2 separate regions of the Homo sapiens genome follow, and region 1 is linked to region 2. A link is a contact called in ENCODE Hi-C or POLR2A ChIA-PET data. All regions are on one chromosome and are shown on one strand. Each heading gives the region's core, a stretch centred on a gene start or an enhancer-like site at or near the end of the contact. The rest is flanking DNA. Distances are from core to core; before and after follow the strand shown. Region 1 overlaps PPP2R5C (protein phosphatase 2 regulatory subunit B'gamma). Region 2 overlaps PPP2R5C (protein phosphatase 2 regulatory subunit B'gamma).

Evidence for each region. Hi-C counts contacts between places; a loop is a spot of excess contacts on that map. ChIA-PET counts read pairs that join two places held with the same protein, here RNA polymerase II (POLR2A). Pooled maps may share reads with other maps.
Region 1: a loop to region 2 is called in a pooled map, with 4 times the contacts of the local background. The contact joins two enhancer-like sites. A Hi-C loop is called at or near these places in 3 of 168 maps with a recorded cell type or tissue (Right ventricle myocardium inferior and heart left ventricle), 1 of 37 single-sample maps with no recorded cell type and 9 of 50 pooled maps. POLR2A ChIA-PET finds 5 or more read pairs at or near these places in 25 of 52 experiments (A549, AG04450, B cell and 19 more).

Annotation. Positions count from the first base shown.
Region 1 is chr14:101,790,499-101,795,677 of GRCh38, reverse strand. The region is part of intron 3 of PPP2R5C (protein phosphatase 2 regulatory subunit B'gamma); the gene reads right to left. LOC124903388 (a long non-coding RNA gene) reads left to right here. Exons shown (of 2, transcript XR_007064349.1): 2 at 1-602. Among named protein-coding and RNA genes, the nearest start is that of PPP2R5C, 31 kb to the right of the region's middle. RefSeq lists an enhancer at 5,080-5,149. Within about 2 kb of position 3,651, at least 6 of the 41 ENCODE cell types and tissues checked have a DNase peak (open chromatin) inside an H3K27ac peak, as active enhancers do; they include CD4-positive, alpha-beta T cell and OCI-LY7, where a contact is called at or near this core.
Region 2 is chr14:101,873,014-101,878,132 of GRCh38, reverse strand. The region is part of intron 4 of PPP2R5C (protein phosphatase 2 regulatory subunit B'gamma); the gene reads right to left. Among named protein-coding and RNA genes, the nearest start is that of DYNC1H1, 89 kb to the left of the region's middle. RefSeq lists an enhancer at 1,643-1,712 and a silencer at 2,033-2,102. Within about 2 kb of position 1,397, at least 18 of the 41 ENCODE cell types and tissues checked have a DNase peak (open chromatin) inside an H3K27ac peak, as active enhancers do; they include CD4-positive, alpha-beta T cell and OCI-LY7, where a contact is called at or near this core.

The sequences.
Region 1 (5,179 bases), core at 2,402-4,901, 85 kb after region 2:
TCGGCAACTCTTTTGCCCCAGGGTCTCTAGTTAGTTAGCCGATAATAAGTCCTACATTATTCTGCTATAACTTTGACTTCTCCTAGTCTTTTCTTTTCTAAAAATGGCCTCAAAAAACAAGTCCATGATTAATTTACTCTTCCTATAAGTATCTTAAAAAAAAAAGGTCTCTTTATTTAACACTTCCACCTTCCAGTCCAAAAATGTTAAATGAAGGCATTAATTCAGAATAATCTTACAATGAACAGGTCTGAGGGCTATATTCAACCTCACTGGTTAAAAAAAAATAAAAATATGAAATACCTTTTTCTACTTATCAAATAACTACAACTTTTACATGATCTCAGCATTGGAGAGGTATGATGGACAGGCATCTCACATACTCTGTATGTGGTGCTACTCTCTGGAAAGTGTGTAGACAATATCTATTAAGGGTTTTTGAAAATGCCTGCTCTTTGATCCAGTACCTCCTTCATCAAGCTTAAGGAAAGGTTCAAAGATGTGAACAACAACGATAACAAAAGATTAACAGAACAGTATCATTTATAATAGCTGAAAAACTGGGGTATCCACAGAATGAAATAATAAACGGTTGCTAAAAATCATGCCTCTCGTTCCCACTAATGTCAGAAACAAGACAAGTATGCCCACTCTCACCACCACTATGTAACATTTTACTGAAATTGTTTTACTGAATTTATTAGTCAACTGGAGAGAAAGACATGTGAGTTTACAATTATAAACAGAGGTGAAATTATGTGCAGATGCTCTAATTAATACCTGAATATTCAAAAGAATCAACTGAAAAACTGATGCAAACAATCAGGTAATTCAGTAAGGAAGCAGGTTATGAAAGCAAGGCCCCCAAATTCAATAGCCTTCATATAAACAACTAATAACTAGAAGACACAATGGAAGAAAAGACTCTATTTACAAGAGCGATGATAATGATTATCTAGGCATTAGCTTAGTAAGAGACATGCAAAACCTACAAGGGAAACTTAAAAACAGCCTTAAAGGACATGAAAGTGGCCTTGGAAAATAGTCATAGCATACTCTTAGAGGAGGCACACATCACAAGATGCCAGCCCTCCCTCAGATATTTGCAAAATGTAACAGGATCCCAATAAAAATGCCAACAGTAGCCAGGCATGGTGGTGCGTGCCTGTAATCCCAGCTACTTGGGAGGCTGAGGCAGGAGAATCATTTAAGCCCAGGAGTTCAAGACCAGCTTGGGCAACATCGCATGGAACTGTCTCTAAAATAAATAAATAAATAAAGTCAACAGCTGTTTCTTTCTGCAATGACTATGGGTCAATTCAAAGTTCCAACTGTTTGCAGTAATATCAATATTGTTTTTGGGAACTGTTTAAGAGAATATACCCATAATTACATTAGTGATGCTAGAAATCAACATTTTCAGTGTAAGACAGAGATAAAACTATGAAAGCCAAGAAATAAGTGAAAGTGATAGGAACAGGAAGCAGGGAAGTTCTGGGCAGAAGAGGGCACGTCCCTTGTGAGGGCCCTAGCCTCAAGCCGAAAAGCCTGGAACCTTGGTCCAAAGTGAGAACATGCATTCCTGTTTCCCCACTCGAATGTTGCCTTTTCCAAAACCACCCATGGCTTGCCCCGTGCCTCCATCCTGTGCCCATAAAAACCCCAGGCTCAGCTGGTAGAGAGAAGAGAAGCAACTGGACATAGGAGACTAGAGTTGGATGTTGGAAAGAAGTGGCTTGACTTCAGAGGGACAACTTGATGGCGTAACTTCAGAGAAGAATCTGGCTGGAGACAGCCAGACTTCAGGGGAAGATTACCTTCCCACTCTGTCTCCTTTTTAGCTTCCCTTCCCACTGAGAGCCACTTTCATTGGCAATAAAATCCCCTGCATTTACCATCTTCAATTCCTTCATGCAACCTCATTCCTCCTGGATGCTGGACAACAACTTGGGTGCCATGAGTATGGGTGTAAAAGGTTGTCCCACTGACCCTCCACTGAGCTGTTAACACTTAAGTCATCCATGGATGGCAGAGCTAAAAGAGTACTGCAACACTTTCTCTGGGGCTTCAGGGATCACAGGGACCCCTGAAGACGCTGCCATGGGGCTGGTATGGGGTTTGCTCCTGCTGGTGCCCAAAAGTGCTCCTGCACCAGCTCACCTGCACTTCCCCTCCCACGAGGGGTGGAGCAGCGAGTAAGTGGAGATCGCCCTTGCTGGCGCTGAAGGGGCCAGCTAGTTCCCACACCCACGCAGTCCAGTTCCTGCCCGTGAAGTGGTCAGGGAAATATCCTGCTTCAAAAACACTATAATGTTAAAATTAAATTTAAAATATCAATATGAATGTACGATTCAGAAAATTTATATCCTCGCTCCCTCCATTGAAAGCATTTAAAAGTAATGTCAGACCAGTAGCAATAAACATCCCTCTGACCCAGATTTTGGTTGCTAATATATTTACTACTGAAAGGAACCAGGGCTCTTTGAAAAATAGCTGATTTGGCCAGGTGTGGTGGCTCATGCCTGTAATCTCAGCACTTTGGGAGGCCGAGGTGGGTGGATCACTTGAGGTCAGGAGTTTGAGACCAGCCTGGCCAACATAGTGAAACCCCATATTTACAAAAAATATAAAAATTAGCTGGGCATGGTGGCACACGCCTGTAATCCTAGCTACTTGGGAGGCTGAGGCAGGAGAATCATTTGAATGTGGGAGGCGGAGGCTGCAGGGAGCCAAGATTGCACCACTGCACTCCAGCATGGATGAGACCATGAGACTGTCTCAAAAAAAAAAAAAAGAAAAGAAAAATGGCTGATTTGAAGTCTGGGGAAGAGAAGGTATTAAATGAGCCCAAGGGATGTCTCACTGTGTCAGAAATCAAGGAATCAAAAATAAATGAGGCTATGTAAAAAAACAAAAACAAACAAAAAAACACACGAGCTACCCTAAAGGGCACTTAATGATTGCAATTATGCCATCTGAACACCAGAAAGACTAATGCTTTTGGTACATGAAAACACACTGAAATCAACAATATATTAGTCCACAATGATATTAAAACAAAGAGAAAGCTAGAAAAAAGCTTCAGCTGTCACCATTAGAGGGAACTGGTAATAAAAGACAAAGAATTAAGCTTATCCTTCTTTTTCAGTAGGAGCTCCATTTCAAGATAACCAAGTATCTCTGGTTGGTAAGAAAAATCACTGCTTTCAGAAGAACGTTAGAGTAAATGTTGAATTCGCTAGTGAAACTGAAACTACTGACTCAGGCAAGGATTATCAACTGTTGTTCAAGACATTAGCACATGGTTGACAGGGAATACACATTGGTAGGATGCCAAAATATACACTGCAGACTATTACTAGTACTTTTTGAATTGTAAAGGGAAATATGTAATTGTTCAATAGAGATATCAATCTGTCATCAACTGAATTCACTAGTAAAACTGAAAATTTAGCATCACTTCTGATGATAGGCAACCAGAGGCTATGCATCTCTCACAATAATGTCACTATCTCCTAAGTTATAAAGCGTTGCCTCTGATGTATTTCAGCCAAAAAAGGTTTCCATTTACAGGAACCGCAGTGGGGTAAGTGGGATATATTGCAGAACAACTGGGTCGGTTGATTTAACAAACCAGTGTTGTGGTTTAAGGCACTCCCAGATTGGCAGTGCCTCCAGGTGTCTGGCAGAGCAAAAACAAATCCCTATTGAAGAAGACACTTTGATTCTAGGTTTCAATTTATTTCACATATCTGAATACAATGACCAATATACAATAAAAAAAATCAGGTACACAAGGAAATAAGACATCATGAACAAAATGTGTCAAACACCTCAGATACTAGTGTGACCTGACGCAGGCTATAAAACAGCTGCGTTTACTATACTTATTTAGTATACTATACTAAACTTGTATACCATACAAGTTTTGATGGTATGTTCAAGAGAATAGGAAAATATTTTAAAATGGCACTGCAGACTGAAAAAAGAACCAAACAGAACTTTCATAAATGAAAAAAAAAACCCTGAAATTAAAAGCTCAAAAGAAGGGTTTGACACATATAGACAAATCTGAAGATTTACAACGAATAACAAAAATTGAGAATAAGCGTTTCAAAACTTTCGTATCAACTTAACAGGGTAATCTTATGTCTACTGACTATAATAATAAAAACACTATTTTATACACAGTGTATTTTGTACTTCACTTCTGTAATAATTTATTTTTACTGTATTTTATTTTCTGTTAAAATAAAGGACTCATATCTGGGAAAACATACTGTTACAATTCAACAAGAAGAAGACAACCAACTTAAAAAAAGACATCTCATCAAAGAAGAGAGACAAATGGCTAACAGGCATATGAAAAGATGCTTAAAATTTCCAGTCATTGGGGAAAGGCCAATGGAAACCACAGTGAGACACCATTACACACCCACAAGAATTAAGCTATAATCGAAAAGACAATAATAGATATTGGCAAGAATGTGGCCACATCAGAGCCCTCATACATTGTTGGTGGAAATGTAAAACAGTACAACCACTTTGGAAAACAGTTTGGCAGTTTCTTTTTCTTTTCTTTTCTTTTTTCTTTTTTTGAGACGGAGTCTTGCTCTGTTGCCCAGGCTGGAGTGCAGTGGTGTGATCTCGGCTCACTGCAACCTCCACTTCCCAGGTTCAAGCAATTCTCCTGCCTCAGCCTCCCGAGTAGCTGGGGCTACAAGCGAGTGCCACCATGCTCAGCTGATTTTTTGTATTTTTAGTAAAGATGGAGTTTCACCGTGTTAGCCAGGATGGCCTTGATCTCCTGACCTCATGATCCGCCCGCCTCGGCCTCCCGAAGTGCTGGGATTACAGGCGTGAGCCACGGTGCCCAGCCAACAGTTTCTTAACAAGCTAAACATAAATTTACCACACAAGCCAGGAATTCCACTCCTAGGTATCTACTCAAGAGAAATGAAATATCTGCTCGCACAGACTTCTATGCAAATGTTCACAGCAGCACTGTTACTCATACCAGCTAAGAAACAGCCCAAATGTCCATTAACTGGTGAACGGATAAACAAAATGTGGTGTATCCATCTGACTGAATATGATGCGGCATTAAAAAGAAACAACACAGATGAACCTCAAAAACCTTACAGCAGGTGTAAAAGACTACCTATGGTATGACTTCGCT
Region 2 (5,119 bases), core at 148-2,647:
CACACTCGCCTTCTCTGCACTTGCTCGGAGCAAAGGCCATGGGAGGGCACAGTGGCCGTCTGCAAGCCAGAAAAGGCCCTCAGCAGGGAACAAACCCTGCTACACCCTTGAGTTTAGACTTTCCAGCCTCTAGAATGGAGAGAAGACACATTTCTGTGGTTTAAGCCACCAGCCTGTGGTATTTTCTTACGGCAGCCTGAGCAGACTGATACAGCGTCCTTGACTGATGACCGACCTAGGTCCGGGAAGGTTCATTCCAGGCCAATTCTGATTGATTGAAAGTCATTTCTCATGTGTAAGGAAAAAAACTTGCACTCCTAACTTCTACACACCTTTCTTACCACATTACATTGCATTAATTTAGTGCATATCTCTAGAAAAGGTTAAGTAAAAAGTAATACTGGGGCGGGGGGAAGGAACAGAGGGCCAACGGTCTATCACCTCAAATTCTTCTTGGGTTTCTGACCTAGCAACATTTCTTAACACAAAAGCTGCAGGGGCGAATCAGGGGCAGGAGCCCCAGGTACAGAAACCTGGGGTGCTGATGTCTGTGTGCAAATGTCACTGCCATGCTACCTGGATGCATGGATCCGGTCTGAGGAAACAGAGAAGACATCAACGTTATGCAGTGAACACCAAAGAAGCTCTGAGGTCTAAGGAGTCCCGGGTCTTCTGGGCAGCACACAGGGTCACTGTGATCTCTCAAATGAGACCTACGGATCCAGCGCACACCCAGAGGCACAGACGCAGAATCACGCTGCCCAACAAAGGCAGCACAGCCTCATGGAAACAGTCTCTCTACACCCTCTTCCCACCTAGAAGAAGGACCTCAGACCAAACAGCCTGCCTGAGCCTCAATTTTCTCCTCCATTGGAAAGGGTAAAGGCCAGGCGCGGTGACTCATGCCTGTAATCCCAGCACTTTGGGAGGCCGAGGCGGGTGGATCACTTGAGGTCAAGAGTTCAAGAGCAGCCTAGCCAACATGGTGAAACCCCATCTCCACTAAAAATACAAAACTTAGCTGGGTGTGGTGGTGGGTGCCTGTAATCCCAGCTACTCGGGAGGCTGAGGCAGGAGAATCACTTGAATCTGGGAGGTGGAAGTTGCAGTGAACCGAGATTGCACCACTGCACTCCAGCCTGGGCAATAGAGTGAGACTCCATCTCAAAAAAAAAAAAAAAAAAAAAAAAAAGCGTAAATCCTTTTTTTATTTTTTGCATTGGGCTGTGGTGAGAATCACAGAAAACACATGCAACAGCACTTACTAAATGGGAAAACATTATGCACGAACAGTTAGCATTACACAGCACTTCCCAAACGTTTCTGACTGTTTGACCTCCACATGAAAATAATGGCACGCACGTGAGTGCATACGTATGTCTGCATGTGATTCACACGGCCCCATCTGTGCCAGGACCGTCTCTGGTTAATATCAGGAAGCACCTGCTTCTGCTGCCTCCCTGACACTTCCACTTTCAGTACTTACATCAGTCCTGCAGATGTTCTCCAAATTGCTAAATTTATTAAATTAGATGTAAACTAGAATGGCCCAAGAAGCAACTTTACGGAAAATTCTTACAATTCAGCAATATCATGCAGCCTTTCTGTATGTGTTATCATTCATTACCAATGAGTGAATATTTATGCCGTAACATAACTGCAGCAGTGTAACATATAAAAATTTTAAGACATGAAGGGATACATTAAAAAAAAAAACCGCTGACAGTCTAACTTTAGAGGCAACAGGAAAGAAAGGTTTGATTATTTACAGTTCTCTGTTCAAAACCACAAGGGTTATTCTGTTATTTATTCTCTGTTTTATTCATGTCAACAGGATTTATAACAGATGAATCCATCAAAGGCCAAATTACAGTTACTGCAGAACACTTCCTCCTGTGATGGAACTGTTAGGTTCTACGAGTCATATTGCTAAGAGATACATTTCTGGGAAGGGCAGAAAGTGTTAAGCCCCTTCGCAATATATATATATTTAAGTACAAAATTGTCATTTGTTTGCAAATGATATAGCTGGAAAACAGAAGCAACAGACAGACCATCACAACTAGACTACCACATGCAAATATCAAAAATATGAAACCAACAGCAACCACCTTTCCACTAACAATTAAGCAAATACAAAAAAGAAACAGAGACGAAGACTCCAGCTACCCAGACACAAAAACTACAAAGTGCCTGGGAATTACTGACCTAGTTACAAGGCCTTGATGGAGAAAGCAGAAAACTCTAATAAAAGGCACTGAAGAATGCCCGAAAAAACGGAGGAACCTTTGATGTGGAATGAGATCATATTACAAAGATGGAACTTCGCAGAGCAATGTATAAAGCAGACACAATCTTAAACTGAATTTTTGATGAACTCAATGAACTTAACCTAAAATTTAGGTAGAATAGTAAAAATCGTAGTAGCAGTCTTAAAGGGAGATACTACCCCTTTCCCCATTTGTAAAGTGAGTTTGAATCTGCTTTCATGGCACCAGAACTCAGCTATCATCTAGAGAACATAAATGCACAGCAATCCCAGCACCTACCACTGTGCCTGGCACCTAGGAGGTCCTCAAACACTTGCTGAGAGTAAATGGATCCTGGGAAAAGCACGCATCAGTCACCTTATTAACTGCAACACCAATTAATTACCTGGAAACTGTGAAAAATGTCTCATTAAACCTTTACGTCTCAGCTGCAAAATAATTACAGTCCTAATTGGGCCCCTAATTTTAAGCTCTTCTATGATGCTGTACATTTTCTTTGGAATATTTATCTCAAGTATGACTGGGTGGCCGGGAAGTCCTTGGTTTAATATCTTCCTGCTGGCCCTGGCACACAATGAGTGCTCGGCAGTGAAGAGAGGTAAGGGAGAGCAGAGCCTTCTTCCCACAAATCTACCTCGCGCTTCCTCCACAGCAAGAGCTGCTTTCAAAGAATCGATTTCACCTCCAAATAGATGCCATGATGTGACAGTCAAGAAAAGAACCACAACATTGAAAATTCTTACTTTGAATAACTTGCTATTTTTACAATCTATTCAAATATGTTCCTAAATAGCAGTTAAAGATATGGAAATAAAAACTTACGGGCTAGGCGCGGTGGCTCACCCCTGTAATCCCAGCACTTTGGGAGGCTGAGGCGGGCAGGTCACCTGAGGTTAGGAGCTCAAGACCAGCCTGGCCAACATGGCAAAACCCTGTCTCTACTAAAAATACAAAAATTAGCCAAGTATGGTGGCACAGGCCTGTAATCCCAGCTACTCTGGAGGCTGGGGCAGGAGAATCGCTTGAACTTGGGAGGTGGAGGTTGCAGTGAGCTGAGATCGTGCCACTGCACTCCAGCCTGGGCGACAGAGCAAGACTCTGTCTCAAATTAAAAAAAAAACAAACAACTTACAAACCTTTGTAGAATACTTAATAAAGGAAATTTAGTCTAAACTTTTCAAACAATGAATATTTTAATTTTCTACAGTTTCATAACAAGATCATCTTCAGATAAGCATGAAAATAAATCATTTACAGTTATGTGCATGAGTTTATATTTTTTGAGTTTAGAATATTTATACATAAGAAATAATTCATAATACTTATAATTCAATTCAACTAGTGTCATTTAAAGATAACACTGGATTTGGAAGTGCTCTTAAGTTATTTACTCTGGGCCAAAGATTAGTTTCGTATAGATTCTGAATGATGTATTCCCAATGTTTTTATTACGAAAAATTTCAATGCAATAAAGTTGAAAGAATTTTATAGCGAACAGCTATCATCTAGATTTTACCATTAGCATTCTAATATATTTGCTTTATCATGTATTCTGATTTCTTTTTGCAGTAAGGTATGAGAAAGTTTAGTAATGCTTTAGCATAGCAGAACAACATACTCTCTATCCAACGTGATATAAATCAACTGAGAAGGGAAGTTTCAGAGCTAAACTCCTTATCACTTCCCAGTCATGTATGCACAGCCATTTCCCCTAACCCCAAATGACGTATGAAATTATGGCATTATAAATTATGCAAACAGTCTTTCATTTTTATAATAATTGCTAGATCCCCTGGGTGGACGGAGTTAAGTGTTTATTGAGTATCTATTATAAATGAAGCAGACTTATGCTTCCAGATGAGATGGAGTAACAAGGATGAGGTTTATGCTACTGCCTGAAACAACCAAATATTTGGGCAAAAATATATAAAATTACGGTTTTCAAGACACTGGATTTCAGACAACGAAGGATAAGGACAGTGATCCCTGAGATGGGAACAAGTGAGGCACGTCCCACACCGCCCCAGGCTCCTGCCTTGATAGATTTTTAGGTTGTAGTATAGGCAGAAAGAACCCAGGTGGGACCCAGGATTCAAACTGGATTAGAATTTGCAAGGCAGAGTTCCACAGGGGAGACAGCTGCACACAGAGAAGAACTACAGTGATTTATTTGTAGAGGTCACTCAACTATTCAGCAGAGTACAGATCAGCATATTTGTGTGAGAAAACTACCAGAGGTTGGGAAAAGAACCACCTGAAAGGATTAGTGAGAACCCAGTACTTGTTCGGGGCTGGGAACAGTGTCTGTTCCCACCAACCAGATGGGAAAAATTCATAATCCATAGGGCACTGGCTTCCTAATCAGAAAGGTCTCAGTGGTGGAGAATAATTAGCTCTGGTTTTAATATAACTGTTCCTGCCTAAAACATCTGAAAAAGCAAGAACTGAAAGGATCAAACTATTTCCAAGTAACTTAATTGCATCCCCAAACAAATCTCAAGAACATGAATAGAGATATAGCACTCAACAAAGCAAAATTCACAATGTCAGACATCCAATTAAAAATTACCAGACACGCAAAGAAGCAGGAGAAGGATTTATAATGAGAAGAAAAACCAGTCAACTGAACTAAACTGAAATGACACAAATGTTAGAATTGGCAGACAAGGACATGAATACAGTATTGTGTCCAAAAAGTTAGGTGGACGTGAAAGATATTTTAAAAAGACACAAATCAAACCACTAGAGATGACAACAACAATATGTACCCACAGATCTCTAATTGCTTAAGTAAATTTGCTCACTTAATTAAAAAAAATGTGTGAAATGAAAAATTTACTGTAATAAAA